Linked DNA regions of Homo sapiens: region 2 is linked to region 1. The links are chromatin loops, found by intact Hi-C in ENCODE. Cell type or tissue: PC-3. All regions are shown on one strand. Links, peaks and the distances in the headings refer to the core of each region. The heading gives the core; the rest is flanking DNA. Region 1 holds the start of LINC02672 (long intergenic non-protein coding RNA 2672). Region 2 overlaps LOC105378306 (a long non-coding RNA gene).

What was found. Hi-C counts contacts between places; a loop is a spot of excess contacts. Peaks named below come from ENCODE experiments on the same cell type or tissue, not always from the same donor. Only the 100,000 strongest peaks of a DNase experiment are listed, where the experiment ranks them.
Region 2: a loop joins it to region 1, with 2.6 times the contacts of the local background. A loop is called at or near these places in 1 of 110 quality-filtered maps.

What each region holds. Positions count from the first base shown.
Region 1 is chr10:53,027,050-53,032,434 of GRCh38, forward strand. LINC02672 (long intergenic non-protein coding RNA 2672) reads right to left here and starts at 3,061. Exons shown (of 5, transcript NR_186378.1): 1 at 2,862-3,061. RefSeq lists an enhancer at 2,658-3,157. In PC-3, for the core only: no CTCF peak of the experiment used is centred there; DNase peaks (open chromatin) are centred at 3,182 and 3,602; H3K4me3 peaks cover 1,501 bases; H3K27ac peaks cover 1,783 bases.
Region 2 is chr10:52,799,275-52,804,659 of GRCh38, forward strand. The region is part of intron 2 of LOC105378306 (a long non-coding RNA gene); the gene reads left to right. All of the region lies in intron 2 of LOC105378307 (a long non-coding RNA gene), which reads right to left. Among named protein-coding and RNA genes, the nearest start is that of MBL2, 29 kb to the left of the region's middle. In PC-3, for the core only: no CTCF peak of the experiment used is centred there; a DNase peak (open chromatin) is centred at 2,867; H3K4me3 peaks cover 796 bases; H3K27ac peaks cover 1,773 bases.

The DNA of each region.
Region 1 (5,385 bases), core at 121-5,120:
AAGTCCACTTTGTGGCCCTCAATGGTCAAACTTACCTGGGGCTCTGTGAGGTTGATGGCATGAGTGGGTGCTTGCCCCAGGCACCCTCAGTCATGTTGCTGAATCATCTGGTTGGGTGCTTCTGTCCTAGAGGGTCTTCATCCTCTGGGGCAGTGTGCCTTCCAGTGATTGCCTTGGCATATTGGACATGGGCAAGGGGGCAGTTTGTTTCTGGTTGGACAATCTTTCTTAAAGTGTCCTTGGAAACCGCAATGATAACAAGCCCTACTAGGCAATTGGCCTGCTCCTCTTTTGGTTCCCTGTGAGCCACCAAGGTCTGCCTGTCTGAGAGCCATGACTAAGGCTGCAGTCTTTCTCTTATCTCGCTTTTCCTTTTTGGCCTGCTCCTCTTGGTCCCTGTTACAGAACACCAAGGTTGCCAGGTTTAGTAATGCCTCCAAATTTTGTTCTGGGTCTAAAGCAGACTTTTGGAGTTTTCTCCTAATATCAGCTGCTGCTTGGGTGATAAATTTATCCTTTAGAATAAGTTGGCCTTCCAGGGAATCTGGAGTTAGGGAGGTATGCTTTCTTAGGGCCTCCCTTAGCCTTTCTAGAAAAGTGGAGTAGTTTTCCTCTGTTCCCTGTATAATTGTGGATAGCATTGAGTAGTTCATAGGCTTGTTCCTAGTCTTCCTTAACCCTTCTAAAATGCAAGTTAGCAAATGCCTGTGGCTCTAATCTCCATGATCTGAGTCAGTATCCTAATGAAGGTCTACAGTGGGGACTGCCTGTTGCCCTGTGAGGAATTTTTCCCTCTCCTCCAGGGCCATTCAATCGTTTACCTGGCTAAGTTAGCACAGATCCCCAAATTGCTGGGCTGCTGTTAAAGCTGCTTCCTTTTCAGTAGGACTTCAGGTCTGATCAAGAAGTAACATGATATTTCTCCATGTTAGATCAAAGGACAGCCCTAATCTTTGCAGGACATCTATATAGCTATCAGGATCACCTGAGAATTTTCCCAAATCTGCCTTGATTTGTTTTAAATCTGATAGTTAGAAAGGGACATGCAGGTGAATGGGCCTAAATTTTCTTCCTACTGTTTATAAGGGACATAGTTTGGGTGTCTGGCTCGTGGAGTTTACATTTTCTTTCCAGTGTGCCTTTAACACTTTGGTGGGGCCAGATGGAAGAGAGTCAGTGGGGGAGGAGAGTGAGGCTGAGGGAAGAGGCCCTGAGTATGGAGGTAATTGTGGGCCTCTGTCATTTGGGCAAAGCTTGCAGGCTTGGCACAGGGCAGTATTGTCACGAAGGGCAAAGAAAGCCTGTACGTAAGGGACTTCACTCCATTTACCTTCCTGTTTACAGAAAATCTAGTTGTAGAAGGATGTTATAATTAATATTTCCCTCAGGGAGCCAAGTTTCTCCATTTTGTAAGGAATACTGTGGCCAGGCAGTGGTACAGAAGAAAATCAGTGGCTTCTTTTTTAAGGTTTCAGGGTCGAGTTTGTCCTAATTATTCAGGATACATCTTAAGGAAGTGTCTGGTTTTGAAGGTGTGGTGCCCATATGGAATTTTAACACAGGGGTGCCTACACCTCTAGTTAGTCCTCGGACTCGTCTTCCCTTAGGGCATCCCCTAAGGGTCAGGTCCATTTATGCTCAAAGCTCATGGCCACTTTTCCTGAGCTCTCCATCTACCGGATTTAACCATGCTTACCGGTGGGATGGAAACTTCCCTTGCCCCTGCCGTGCACCCACTGACCACTAAATGGGGCACAAGGACTGTTTGATTTATTGTGGTCCTTCTGCCAATGTGTCCTACCTGTTCCAGAGTGGCAAGTCCTGGGTCTGGGGTGCCACTGATGTTTGCATACTAAGGCCCAATTTATGAGAGCCTGGCCATGGGAATCTCTGAATTAGTGACAGGAGGCTTAATTAGCTTAAAGGTGGTGGTGGATGTCCTCTAGGCCAGGACCAAGAGAACAGCTGCTGTACTTTAGCCCTCTGTCTCCACTTGCCATCAAAGGAGTAAGCCCCTCTCTTAAGGTGGTACTAGTATCCTGTGTCCCAACTGACTATATTTTCTTCCATCCAATACCAATTATTGAATGGTTGAAACAGCAATTCAATGGCTCTAAGACCCGTGCCTATGCACCACAGATTGTACTCGAGAGGCCCCAAGGAACGGGAAAGTTTATTTGGGGAGCAATGGAAAAAATGCCCTAAGGCTTCTACTATCCACATGAAAATTACAGACCTGTCTTTAAATTGTCCTGATGTGGGGGACCATACACTATGGTGGGGAACTGGCCCTTCAAAATAGTCATCAAATGGTGACACCTGTCTAAACCCTGGAGGGCACCATGAACAGGGATCTTCTGGGCACCACCCCAAGAATTTAAGACTTCTAAACAGGAAATCTTGATCCTGCCTAGAGGGAATAATTTTGCTTTCAAGGTGAGGAAAGAAGTTTAACTGGCAGACAATAGGGCCCAGGAAGCGGGAGTCAGATGTGGCTGTCTCACGCCCAGTAATCCATGCAGTGGGAGCCTCTGGCGGGGCCATGGTCTCAACCAAGATATCTGGGAGACCAAGACGTCTGCTGATCACTCCCAGGTGTACTTCGGGACCACCATGAAAAGCAAAAGAGTTAGAACTGGTTTCGGACAAACCAATGCTCCTGACCCCAAAGGGTCGGGGGTTGTCAGAGAACCCTTTCCAAGACAGCCTTGACACCTGTGTCTTTAGTCTGGTCGCTGTGCTATTCACCTTTAAGTCGCAGACAGGTGCCCAGTATTTAGCCTCCTAATTCTAAGGAAGGACAGGACAGAATAGCAAGTGAAAGAGGTCCAATTGTACTCACTGCATGATGATCTAGATACCTTTTCTGGAGTCTCCTGTCTGGCTCGCCAAGATGTAACACCTGAGGTTCTTGCCAAGCCACACCAAAGAAATGGTGTGGAAGCTGACCACAGTGAGTGAAAGAGACATGGACTGAGAGTGAGAAAAAGCTGCAGGCTTTATTGAGCAGAGTGAAAGTACAAAGCTTCCACAGTGTGGAAACAGTCTTGAATGGGTAGCCACGGTTGGTTTTGGGTGATTGCCTTTTAAACTCTTTAAGGCGGGAGATACGTGAGGCAGGAAGCTTGTTACAGGAGCGAGATCAACAAAGGCAGTAAATTATTTTGTGACATGTCTTAGATTTTGAGGAAAACCGGAATTGCAACTTAGGTTTTATCTACTTTAGGACCTTACAGCAGCATGGCAAAGGAGACAGGATCTCACAGGAGTTTACAAAGTATGTTTACAAGGAATTGGAATTGGGAGTATAGATAAGGTCCACTGGTCACAGAAAAACAGGCAGTTAACATTCCTTTTACTTTAGTTTCAGGGGCGGGGGAAGGGAGAGAGGGAGAGAGGACACAGGGAAACTTACAGCAAATTTTTCACTGTTTATAGCTTTCTTGGGGAAGAAAACACATGCACAAATCCTGGTGTTAGGAATATTTTAAGCATATATCTTCAGTATTATTCATCCAGGACTGAAGTAAGTCCTGATGCAGGAAATGAGTGAGTTTCACAGCTTTCTGAGCCCTTACTCAACCCAGGAAGCCCAGCTGGCCCCTCCTCTCACATCCATACTGTTGATTATGATTCAACAATAAAAAGAGGAAATAGGCCACAAAAAGACGTGAATAAATTATAAATGCATATTGAAGCCAGACTGAAGAAGCTACATACTTTACTATTAAACTATGACATTTTGGAAATGGCAAAACTATAGAAATAGTAAAAAGATTAGTATTTTTCTAGGAGTTCTAGGAGAGGGGCAGTGGACTGAATAGGTGAAGCATAGGAGATTTTTTTTCTAGAGTGGTAAAGCTAATCTGTATGATAATATAATGGTGTATAAACAACCCTATATATTTTCAAACTGTAGAACTTTACAACACAATGTAGGAGCCTTGATGGATGCAAATTTTAAAAGTAATTTCTGGTTAGGCACGGTGGCTCACGTCTATAACCCCAGCACTTTCGGACACCAAGGTGGATGGATCACCTGAGGTCAGGAGTTCAAGGCCAGCCTGAGCAATCTGGTGAAATCCTGTCTCTAATAAAAATACAAAAATTAGCCTGGCGTGGTGTTGGGCGTCTGTAATCCCAGCTACTTGTTAGGCTGAGGCAGGAGAGTCACTTGAACCCAGGAGGTAGAGGTTGCAGTGAGCCAAGATCGTGCCATTGCACTCCAGCCTGGGTAACAGACTGAGACTCTGTCTCAAAAAAAAAAAAAAAAAAGTAATTTCTGAGATTGGGATATTTCAGTGCAGAATGCAGGAGTGACAACACAGTCTCCTTCTGTTCAACATGTATGAAACAATCTCACTGAAGAAGGTGCTGGGGGTATGGTGTCAATCTAAGTAACTGGAAATGAGTATCATGTGTAAGATTAAAGGCTAAAGAAATCATATGAACACTGTAAGTATTAAACTGTGTTCCATGGGGATACAGATTCACAATTCTGAAACCATTATATATAGTTCAGTTGTAGCATATATATATATATATATATGCTATAATCATATATGTAAGATATATAATTATTCAATTACAACACATATATACTGCAATTATATAATATATATTTGAACATATAATATATGCATATATAATTACATATTATATACACATACATATAATTATATATGTATATATAATATATACAATTATATATAATTGTAATATATAATACATATAATATATAAAATATATTCAACTATAGCACATATTTAATATGTATAATTATATGTGCTATGATTGAACAATTAAATACATAAATGGTGAACTGTGAGAGCCAGGTTTCTCATTCTTGGAATGTTAGTTTATAGGTAAGCATTTAGTAGAAGCTAGAATGATTCATGTGATAATATAATTTTTAGAGTTAGGGGCCCACAAATAAACTCATATTTAGTTCAATAGAGATAGTTTCACATAGACATGTTTATTGATACATATGCATACATGGGTTAGTAGTCATACATATGTTTCCTTGCTCTGTCAGTTGAGAACCCCAGAGGCAATGACATTCCAGTATCAGTGACCACACCAAGTGCCTAAATCTTGATTTTTAATATTATTCTTAAAAAGAGGAAGGAGGGAATCTGGAGAGAAGTGGCTGATTCCAGGACTGAGAAAGAAAAGTTATTTAAGATGACCTTGAAAGAAGAAAGTGCTCAAATAAAAAATGAGCTCATAATAATGAGAGTGTGTCAAAGGAACACAGGAGCCAACTAAAAGAGCTATCAATGGCCAAAGCTGAAACAGTTTCAGCAACAAAATATGTAATTGTACTATTCGATTATAAACAAAAGTATAAAATGAATATCCATGAGTCCATACTGATATAAA
Region 2 (5,385 bases), core at 193-5,192, 230 kb before region 1:
TATTGTATTGCTGTGTATCTCATTTCTTAGGTCTAATCATAATTGTTTTATAAATTTGGGAGCTCCAGCATTAGGTGCATATATATTTAGGATTGTGATATTTTCCTGTTGAACAAGTTCTTTATCATTATATAATGTCCTTCTTTGTCTTTTTAAACTGCTGCTGCTTTAAAGTTTGTTTGTTCTGATATAAGAATAGCTACTCCTGCTTGCTTTTGGTGTCCATTTGCATGGAATATCTTTTTTCACCCCTTCACCTTCAGTTTATGTGAGTCCTTATGTGTGAAATAAGTCTCTTGAAGACAGCAGATACGTGATTGGTGAATTCTTATCCATTCTGCCATTCTGTATCTTTTAAGTGGAGCATTTACATTCAATGTTGGTATTGAGATGTGAGGTACTATTCTATTCATCATGCTATTTGTTTTTCTGAACACCTTGTTTATTTATTTATTTGTTTGTTTGTTTTGTTGTTTTATAGGTCCTGTGAGATTTATGCTTTAAGGGGATTCTATTTTGGTGTATTTTGAAGATTTGTTTCAGGATTTACAGCTGCTTTTAGCAGTTCTTGTAGTGCTGGCTTGGTAGTGGTGAATTCTCTCAGCATTTGTTTGTCTATAAAAGACTATCTTTCTTTCATTTATGAAGTTTAGTTTTACTGGATACAAAATTCTTGGCTGATAATTGTTTTGTTTAAGGAGGCTGAAGATAGGGCCCTCATCCCATCTAGCTTGTAGGGTTTCTGCTGAGAAATCTACTGTTAATCTAATAGGTTTTCCTTTACAAGTTACCTGGTGCTTTTCCCTCACAGCTCTTAAGATTCTTTCCTTTGTTTTGACTTTAGATAACCTGATGACTGCCTAGGCAATGATGTTTTTGTGATAAATTTCCCAGGTGTTCTTTGAGCTTCTTGTATTTAGATGTCTAGGTCTGTAGCAATGCTGGGGAAGTTTTCCTTGCTTATTCCCTCAAATATGTTTTCCAAACTTGTAGATTTCTCTTCTTCCTCAGGGATACCCATTATTCTTAGGCTTGGTCATTTAATATAATCCCAAACTTCTTGGAGGGTTTGTTCATTATTTTATTCTTTTTTCTTTGTCTTTGTTGGAATGGGTTAATTCAAAAACCTTGTCTTTGAGCCATGAAGTTCTTCCTTCTACTTGTTTGATTCTATTGCTGAGACTTTCTAGTGCAGTTTGTATTTCTCTAAGTGTCGCCTTCATTTCCAGAAGTTGTGGTTTTGTTTTAACTTATGCTATCTATTTCACTAAAGATTTTCCCCTTCATATCTTGTACCATTTTTTTGATTTCATTAAGTTGGACTTCACATTTCTCCAGTGCCTCCTTGATTAGCTTAATAATTGACCTTCTGAATTCTTTTTCTGTCAATTCAGAGATTTCCTCTTGGTTTGGATCCATTGCTGGTGAGCTTGTGTGATCTTTTCTGGGTGTTAAACAACCTTGTTTTGTCATATTACCAGAATTGTTTTTCTGGTTCTTTCTCATTTGGGTAGATTATGTCAGAGAGAGGATCTGGGGCTCAAGGGCTACTGTTCAGATTCTTTTGTCCCATGGGGTGCTTCCTTGATGTGTTGCTCTCCCCCTTCTCCTAGGGATGTGGGTTCCTGAAAGCCAAATTGTAGTGTTTGTTATGTCTCTTCTGGATCCAGCCACCCAGCTGAGCTACCAGCCTCTGGACTGGTACCGTTGGGTGTCTTCACAGAGTTCTGTGATTTGAACCATCTTCAGGTCTCTCAGTCATGGATAGCAGCACCTGCTCTAGTGGAGGTGGCAAGGAAGTAAAATGGACTCTGTGAGAGTCCTTAGTTGTAGTTTTGTTTCTTGCACTAGTTTTGTGTTGGTTGGCCTCCTGCCAGGAGGTGGTGCTTTCAAGACAGCATCAACTGCAGTAGCATAGGGAGGATCAGGTGGTGGATGGGGCCCTAGAACTCCAAAGAGATTACATCCTTTGCTTTCTGAGTTTTTCCGGCTGTCTCCAGTGGCCTGCAAGAGCAATCCACTTCCTTCAAAGGGTCTTTAGATTCTCTTAGCTTTCCCGGTATGTTTGTGCAGTAGTTACTGGAGTGAAAGTTCACGATGTGAGTCTCCACATGCTGCTCTGTCCATCTGATTGGGAGCTGCAATTTAGTCCTGCCTCCTACCCATTATATTCCTGCTTCAATCCCCCAACCAACACTCTGAGTTCCTCAAATACATCCTGAATGCTTCTGAGCTTTCAACTTTCTAACTGTAATTGCTTTTATTTCAGAGATTGACTTGGGAAATTATAGATAATGAAATCTGATGAAACTCTCTCTGACTAATAATCCATAATAAACAGTGGCCTGGGGGTGAGGTGGGGAAAGAATGTATAACACCTGAATACTAGTGAAGTCCTATGTTCTTGGAATTATAAAACTCGAGAAGTTAAAAAAAAAAAAAAAAGTCTTGACAGCTGACAACATGTTATACTGCTTCTTACAGACCAGAAATACTCCTCAGAATATTATCAATAATCAGAGGCCACAAGTGACTGTGGCCAAACAAGATATAAACAACACCACTCTGCAATCATGTCTAAATATCGGGAAAAGGACACTATGCAACCACAAAAATTACCAAGCATCCTTAGTTTCTGGCTAATTGAGTGGCTACAGTTTCTTTACTAATGATAACCCTAGCTTCTATCTCAGTTGTTTGGACTTATATTTTTTCTCTCTTTTAAGAATAATCTGAGTTTTGTTGACAAGCACAATGTTTTAATTGGTGTCCCAATAGAAAAACGTATCCCATTGGTCAGAAAAACAGAAAACATGTGTATTCCTAAGAAATACTCATAAACCAAGTAACTTTCCCCACCAAGCAATGACTCAGAGATATTATTGTAAAACTACTCTCCTAAAGAATTCAGAGCAGATTAATCATAATCCAAAGATTTCCCTGTCAGAGTGAATGTTAACTAAAAAGGGGAAGATATGTGCAAAGTGTTTTTAGGCTTAAATGAATGAATACAATATCCTCTTGATATTAACACATACAATTCTCACTTAAAAATTAAAAAATAAGAAATCTACAGATTAATGTCAGCAACAAAATTTTCTTGGATCTTCTAAATGGACATAGTTAAACAAATAAACTGTCCAGCATTTATTGTGAAGTGACATAATTAACAAATATATCTCTCACATATAGACATGCACATATGTATATGTCTATATAAAGATGGAATATATGTTCATTAGTATTATAAAATACATTTAATTACATGACTCAGTTTAATAGAATACTGTAGCCTTACCACATTCACTTACTCCTGGATGTATATCTACCAATTTTGAAGAAAAAAAGTAAATATTAAAATCATTACTTTGGATGGTAAGCAAAGATGTCAAGTCAAGTACTTTTTTATTCTACTTAGATGTTAAGGCTTTAAGTATGTCACTTAAATATGTATACAACATACTTCTAATGTGAATTTAGTTCTGGAATGCAATGCACTATTTTATTTGCTTTCCATTTGCAAATGAACTCTTACTCTTTTTACAGTTGCACTGCTTGACAGTTCCTTTATTACAGTTGACATAATTAAAATAGAACTATTTTACTTATAGTTATGATATATTATAGTAATTTAAACCAATGCTTTCACTAGAGTTCTTATTACAGTTGTTCAAACGTATTATTTTAATATAAAAACATTAAAATTTCACAAAGTAAAATGTCTGCAATTATTATCCTTAGTAAGTTGGTAATAAGCAACAATACAGAGTTTTGAAATGTACAGTAAATTTTAAAATAATAAACATGGATGAGGAAAAGCTCCAATCTTCAACAACATTCATATATTGTGGAATGTGTCGTTAGTGATATGTACATTTCAAATAAATGAAAGTTAGTATAAAGATTATGATTTAGTAAAATGTGTACGGATCTGGATATATTGATATTTACTGCAAATTGATAAATATAACATCTGCAATGGTCTGAAAAATTTTAAAAGCTCCTCTGACTTTAACACAAACATCGGTATGTCCTAGTTACTATTGCTACATAATAAATCATCTTGAATTGGCTAAAACAACAGCCATTTTATTATGCTCAAAGATTCTACAGTTCAGGAATATAGAAAGGGCAGACAGTTGAGGCTTCTGTTTTTTGGGGCTTCAGGAAGATGTTTTCTGGCCTTTTGGGTCTACTGATGCTCCTGCAGGAAGGCTGCAGTTCTTAACAGCACATGGGGAGCCCTCATCTGGTGTTTGGCTTAATTCCTGGTGCCTGGATTTCTGGAGAGAGGTGTGATTAATGTGGCCAAGAACATCCTTTTCCACCCATGTTGGAGAGATCGCTGTGTGGATCTGGTCCCTACAATTTAGAAGCAGCTTTTCACCTTGATGCTCAAATGACCATGCTTAACCACTACTTGCCCTGCATCCTTTTCACCAGCTGAGATTCCCAGCAAGCAGTAGGCTCCCATCCTGGACTCCAAGGAGACAACTCTTCCCTGCACCTTCACCTGGAAAGCTGTTGCCCTTTCTTCCCAGATCACGATCACAAGACTCCAAATTACCGAGTGGGGTCCAACAAGGTGGGACTGTAAGGAACATGTCCTGTGGACATTACCTTCACTGTTCTCATGAGTGGGATGGGAAGAAAAGAGTCCTCCCCTTCCAATTGGTGGATTTTCTGGGCTTGGAAGGAGGAAAACAAAAACAAAAACAACCAAACAGAAAATAACTATTACCTGAATTATTATGAAACTTCAGAGAAAACTACTTATTTGAAGAAAATAAAATACGATTTATGTTGTTGAATTTGCATTGCCAGAAAGTTTCCAGTGTCCTTACTACAATTTTTTTTTCACCATCAAGTTTGGTCAGAATCTCACAGCTCAGAGAAAATTATGGAGGAATAATAAGATCTAGAGCAGTGCTTCTCGTATCTTATGTGTGAAGAATCTTTTATTAATTTGTTTAATTTCCAGACTGACAGTTTTGTAAAATGCCTTATTAGAAAAAATTTTAAAAATAAAGAAATAAAAAGTCAAGCCCCAAATATTGTATTTTAACACCCTAAAATTTCATTTCAATAAATATAATCAAAGTAACATAACAGGAATAAAAGAATTACACAAACTGAACACATTATTCATTGAAATAAGCATAGTTGCAATTAATATAGATAATTCTGTTAAACTTATGTCATTCTGCAATCATAATGTTATAAGTTATGAAAAATAGCAATCTCCTATATTAGAATACCTCTAAGAGCACTTTCAACAAATGCCGTATTTATCAATATTTAAATATTTTAGTGTGTCAAAAAAATTGCATCTTTCCTATGGACTTTTCTGATCTGGACTGAGTGGGGGTGACGAAATGGCTCACA